2 separate regions of the Homo sapiens genome follow, and region 2 is linked to region 1. The links are chromatin loops, found by intact Hi-C in ENCODE. Cell type or tissue: endothelial cell of umbilical vein. All regions are shown on one strand. Each heading gives the region's core, and the rest is flanking DNA. Links, peaks and the distances in the headings are about the cores only.

Region 1 (2,921 bases), core at 180-2,679:
GGTTTCTGATTGTCAGTAGAAAAAAACTTTCCTGCTCTCATTTTAGATTCCATTAGGACCATCAGTCATACTTTTCTTTGTACTTGTTATTTCTACATCATGCTTCCTCATTTCTATAGAAATTCTCTGTACAGTTTCTAAGTTTGTGCCCAATTATTTGCATTGACCGCAACTTAGATTGGCTCTTTCTAAATAACTTCTAGGGAAGCTCCTTCATTTCCTATTTCCTTGTTGTGCTGTGGTTTAGTGTACATCGCAGGGCCAGAAGGAATTCTGAAGTACATGCTATTCTGCTTCACACGTCTTCCTTTTCCCCCTACACTGTGCTTCACTTTATGTCTAAATTCCTTCTAAACAGGTTTGGTGGTCATCTAGCCAAGAGAGGTCATCTTCAGTGACAGGAAGCTCACTACTTCTTGAGGTGACTCGGTCCATTTTTATAAGCTCTAATAATAATTAGAATACCTGTCTCTCTGTCACTCTCACCCACTGCTATTTCTAACTACTGGAGTCTCACACAGCAATTTAACCATAAAATTGTTTGCATAAAAGCCCTTCGAAAAACAACTCTATTTACAATAGTATGAGAAAGAATAAAATACTTAGGAATAACCAAGGAGGTAAAAGACTGGTACACTGAAAACTACAAAGCATTGCTGAAAGAAATTAAAGAAAACACCAGTAAATGGAAAGACATTTTATGTTCCATGAATTAGAAAACTTAATATTATTAAGATGCCAGTACTACACAAAGCAATCTACAGATTCAATATAATCTCTGTCAAAATCCCAATGATGTTTTCTACAGAAATAGAAAAATCATCCTAATATACATATTGAATTTCAGGAGACCCCAAAATAGCCAAAACAATCTTCAAAAAGAACAGTTGGAGGTTTCACACTTCCTGATTTCAAAACTTACTACAAAGCTACAGTAATGAAAACAGTGTGGTACTGGCATACAGACAGACATATAGATCAGTAGAATAGAACTGAAAGTCCAGAAATAATCCCATACATTTATGGTCAACTGATTTTCCACAAGAGTGCCAAGACCATTCAATAGGGAAAGAATAGTTGCTATGACTTGAATGTTCCCACTGAAAGTTGTGTTGAAATTTAACTGTCATTGTACCAGTATTAAGAGGTAGGCTTTTTAGAGGTGATTGGAGCACGAGGGCTCTGCTCTGATGAATTGATTAATACTGTTATATTAGGAGTGAGTTAGATATCTTCTGGCATGGGTGCCTGATAGAAACAATGAGTTTGGCCTGATTTCCTCTTCTGTCTCAGATGCTCGCTTCTGCCTTTCACCCTTCTGCCATGAGATCATCCTCACCACATGTTGGCATCATGCCCTTGGACTTCCTGGCCTCAAGAACCATGAGCCAAATAAGTTTATTTATAAATTACCCAGTCTATAGTATTGTGTTATAGCAGCAGGAAACAGACTAAGACAATAGTATTTTCAATGAATGATGTTGGAAAAACAGGATAGCCATGTGGAAAAAAATGTATTTGGACCCTTACTTTACACCATATATAAAAGTTAACTCAAAATGGATCAAAGACCCAAACATAAGACCTAAAACTGTAAAACTCATAGAAAAAAGCCTAGGGAAAAGCTTCATGACACTGGATTTGGCAATGATTTCTTGGCTATGACATCAAATGCACAGACAACAGAAGAAAAAATCAACAAATTAGACTACATCAAAATTAAAAGCTTTGTCATCAAAGGACACTATCAACAGAATGAAAAGGCAACCCACAGAATGAGAGAAAATATTTGCAAATCATATACCTGATAAAGGTTTAATATTCAGAATATATAAAGAACTCCTACAACCCAGCAACAAAAAGCCAAACAACTCAATTAAAAATGGGCAAAGGATTTGAATAGACATTTCTTGAAAGATATGCCTATAGCCAATAAGCACTTGGAAAAATGCTCACTGTCACTAATATTAGAGAAATGCAAATCAAAACCACAATGAAATACCACTTCACCATCATTAGGATGGCTATTATTTTTTTTAAAACCCAAACAACAAATAATAAGTGTTAGCAAGGATATGGGGAAATTGAAACTCTTGTGCACTTTGGTGGAAATACAAAATGGTGCAGCCGTTTGGAAGACAGTATGGTGGTTCCTTCAAAAATTAAAAATGGAATTATCACATGATCTAGCAATTCCACTTCTGAGTATATACCCAAAAGAATTAAAAGCAGGAATGCAAAAAGATTTGTAGACCCATGTTCACAGCAGCATTATTCACAATAGCCAAAAGATGGGAACAACGCAAGTGTCCACTGACAGGTAATGAATAAACAAAATGTGATGCATACATACAATTAAATATTATTAAATCTTAAAAAGGGAGATAATTCTGACACATTCTACAACATGGATGAACCTTGAGGACATTATGCTAAGTGAAATAAGCCAGTCACGAAAGGACAACGGTTATTGATTCCACATACATGAGGTGCCTTTAGTAGTCAAATTCATAGACAGAAAGCAGAATGGTGGTTTCCAGGGACTGGGGATGGGAAAGAATGGGAAGTTACAGTTTAATGAGTACAGAGATTTGGAAGATGAAAAGATGAGTTTTAGTGATGGTTACACAACAGTGTGAATGGACATAATGCAATTGAACTGTAAGTACACTTAAATGGTTAAAATTTTAAATTTTATGTATCTTTTACCACATTTTTTTTTTTTTTTTTTGAGACAGAGTCTCGCTCTGTTGCCCAGGCTGGAGTGCAGTGGCGCGATGTTGGCTCACTGCAAGCTCCGCCTCCCGGATTCACACCATTCTCCTGCCTCAGCCTCCTGCACAATTTTTTTAATTAAAAAAACTCTTTAACTATCTGAAGGCTACTATCATGACCCCTGGAATAATCTTCAGAGTAGACAC
Region 2 (2,921 bases), core at 141-2,640, 110 kb after region 1:
ATGGTCATCTCTTAGAAACCCCTCTCCGGCTGAGGTTGGTGGTAGGCGGGAAGTGGGGGCGGGGGAGGACTTGAAACTTCTCTGGAGAATGAGGGGGAAAGGCCCCAGGAGTCCAACTTAACCCAGGGCTTTCCCTCCATCAACTTTTCAACTTCCCAACCTCACAACTAGTTCATTTGAAGCCTAGAGGGGATAATGGGCTAATTGGTTCATACCTCCTAGCACCTACTCTTTCATTCTTTTTTTTTTTTTTTTTTGAGACGGGGTCTCTGTCGCCCAGGCTGGAGTGCAGTGGCGCCATCTCGGCTCACTGCAAGCTCCGCCTCCCGAGTTCACGCCATTCTCCTGCCTCAGCCTCCCGAGTAGCTGGGACTACAGGCGCCCGCCAGCACGCCTGGCTAATTTTGGGGGGTTTTTTTGTATTTTTAGTAGAGACGGGGTTTCACCATGTTAGCCAGGATGGTCCTGACCTCATGATCTGCCTGACCTCGTGATCTGCCCACCTCGGCCTCCCAAAGTGCTGGGATTACAAGTGAGCCACCGCGCCTAGCCCTACTCTTTCATTCTTGATGATACTCACAAACAGGTAAGCAGCTGAACCCCAGAGAAATGTAAATTTCCAAAGGGACATTTGTCTTCAGTTATAACCAAGATTTCACATAAAACAACTCTACAAGCTCTATTTAAGAAACATTTGAATACTTTGATTTTATTCCAATTCAAACATTTCTAGGGGAAAAAAAATGTTTGACGACCCAATTTTGAGTTTATATGATTCCACTGAATGCGTTTTTAGTTTAAGAATAAAAAGTAACTAAGATCTAGTAAAATAAAACAAAATAAAAATAATGTTTTGATTTGGCTCAGGATATTAATTTTGTTTATTCAGCTTTCAGTTCAGATCCTGACTATAGCATTGACCTTATTGACACCTTTCTCCTTGGTCTGAATGGTGGTTTAAGTAAGAAGCTTTGCATCGTACAATTTCCTCTCTATGAAGATAGAAGTGGAGTAGCTTAATCCAGGGAGCCTGGCTGTTCCTGTTAGGTCTCTGCATATTGTTCTATGGTAAGTGTGGGAAAGGGCCCCGTAGATGTCAACCACAAAAGTCAGATGTGTAAGATACAATATTATTTACAGCCTCTGTCAGATATGCTCAAAATATCAGACATATAAACATCTATTTGCTCCAGGAAACCATTGAAAATTCCACTAACTCATAAATAATGACTTCACTGTGCCCTACAATGACCTCCTTTTACCCAGTACTAGCAATTGCATTCCCGCAAGCAAACCAAAAGACAGCTTAGAGATAAGAAACAAGTAGACCAGCTCAAAAATTTTAAAAACAACCCCTAAACAAGTACCGTTGTTAAGTGATGCTAATTTTGCATTAACATTTCCAGGCATCTAGTGAATGGTTAGATGCATATTGTCAACATATATCAAGGATAACCGGGAAACCTATCGCCCTGAGGTCAGTGTTGCTTAGTATCAGTGATTAGTCCTTGGGGCTTTTATGTACCAATCCCTGGAAAAGTGATTTCAGTTTTAATCACCACTGGAATAAAAGGAGGAAACAAATGAAAGTGACCTTATTTCAATATCATTTCAATGGAAGAAACAAGGAAGTGGTTTGTTTGGCTTCTATCCCTATCCCTGGAAAATGGAATGGCCCCCAGTAAAGTGCTGTGTGAATATTATTCTTTATGATGAAAAGAACATGAGGGATCCGGGAGCGCAGGCTCACACCTAAAATCCCAGCACTTTTGGAGGCCAAGGTGGGCGGATCACTTGAGGTCAGGAGTTCGAGACCAACTTGGCCAACATGGTGAAACCTGGTCTATACTAAAAATACAAAAATTAGCCAGGCATGGTGGCCTGTGCCTGTAGTAGTCCCAGCTACTCAGGAGGCTGAGGCAAGAGAATCGCTTGAACCCGGTAGGCGGAGGTTGCAGTGAGCCAAGACTGCACTACTACACTCCAGCCTAAGCAACAGAGTGAAACCTGATCTCAAAAAAAAAAAGAAGAACGTGAGGATAAAAAATTTAATGTTTCAGGACAGACCATGTCATTGAACCACTTTTTCCCCACAAGCAGTGGTTGGAATCACAATCATATATTCAGTAACTATTTGTCTATTTGTGCTGCACACTGTGCAAGGTGTGGGAAATGATCCCATCAACCAGACATATTCCTTTCCTTGGGGGCTTAGAATCATTAGCAGGCAGGCATTGACAATAAAGCATAAGACTTTTGGTAGGGGCCCTGGGAGCACCTAAAATTTAGGAAAGGCTTTAAGAGAGGTCCATATCTCTAACCTGAAATCCAACAAATGAGTTTCAGTTAGCCAGGAAGGGGAAAAGAAAAATTTCAAGAACTACACATAAAAAATAGGGAGATGAGGCTGGGCGCGGTGGCTCACGCCTGTAATCCCAGCACTTCGGGAGGTCGAGGCGGGCGGATCATGAGGTCAGGAGATCGAGACCACCCGGGCTAACACGGTTAAACCCCGTCTCTACTAAAAATACAAAAACAAAATTAGCTGGGCTTGGTGGCGGGCGCCTGTGATCCCAGCTACTTGTTGGGGGTGCTGAGGCAGGAGAATGGCGTGAACCCGGGAGGCGGAGCTTGCAGTGAGCCCAGATCGCGCCACTGCACTCCAGCCTGGGCAACAGAGCGAGACTCCGTCTCAAAAAAAAAAAAAAACTGGGAGATGAGAAGGGGCACTTAGAATAGTACAATTAGTTCAGTATGGCTGAAAGGGGTGGGGATAGGTGTGATGGAAAAAAGACCGAAGAGGCAAGCAAAGAACACAAAATGCAGATCCTTGAAGGTCACATTGAGAAATGTAGACTTTGTCCTGAGGATTACCCTCTATCAAAGAGTTTATGTAATAGAGGGGTGGCGGGGTGACGCGC

Evidence for each region. Hi-C counts contacts between places; a loop is a spot of excess contacts. Peaks named below come from ENCODE experiments on the same cell type or tissue, not always from the same donor. Only the 100,000 strongest peaks of a DNase experiment are listed, where the experiment ranks them.
Region 2: a loop joins it to region 1, with 7 times the contacts of the local background. A loop is called at or near these places in 10 of 110 quality-filtered maps.

What each region holds. Positions count from the first base shown.
Region 1 is chr5:56,189,121-56,192,041 of GRCh38, reverse strand. All of the region lies in intron 2 of ANKRD55 (ankyrin repeat domain 55), which reads left to right. Among named protein-coding and RNA genes, the nearest start is that of ANKRD55, 43 kb to the left of the region's middle. In endothelial cell of umbilical vein, for the core only: no CTCF peak of the experiment used is centred there; DNase peaks (open chromatin) are centred at 351 and 1,341; H3K27ac peaks cover 2,024 bases.
Region 2 is chr5:56,083,658-56,086,578 of GRCh38, reverse strand. No RefSeq gene overlaps it. Among named protein-coding and RNA genes, the nearest start is that of IL6ST-DT, 90 kb to the right of the region's middle. In endothelial cell of umbilical vein, for the core only: no CTCF peak of the experiment used is centred there; a DNase peak (open chromatin) is centred at 1,128; H3K27ac peaks cover 989 bases.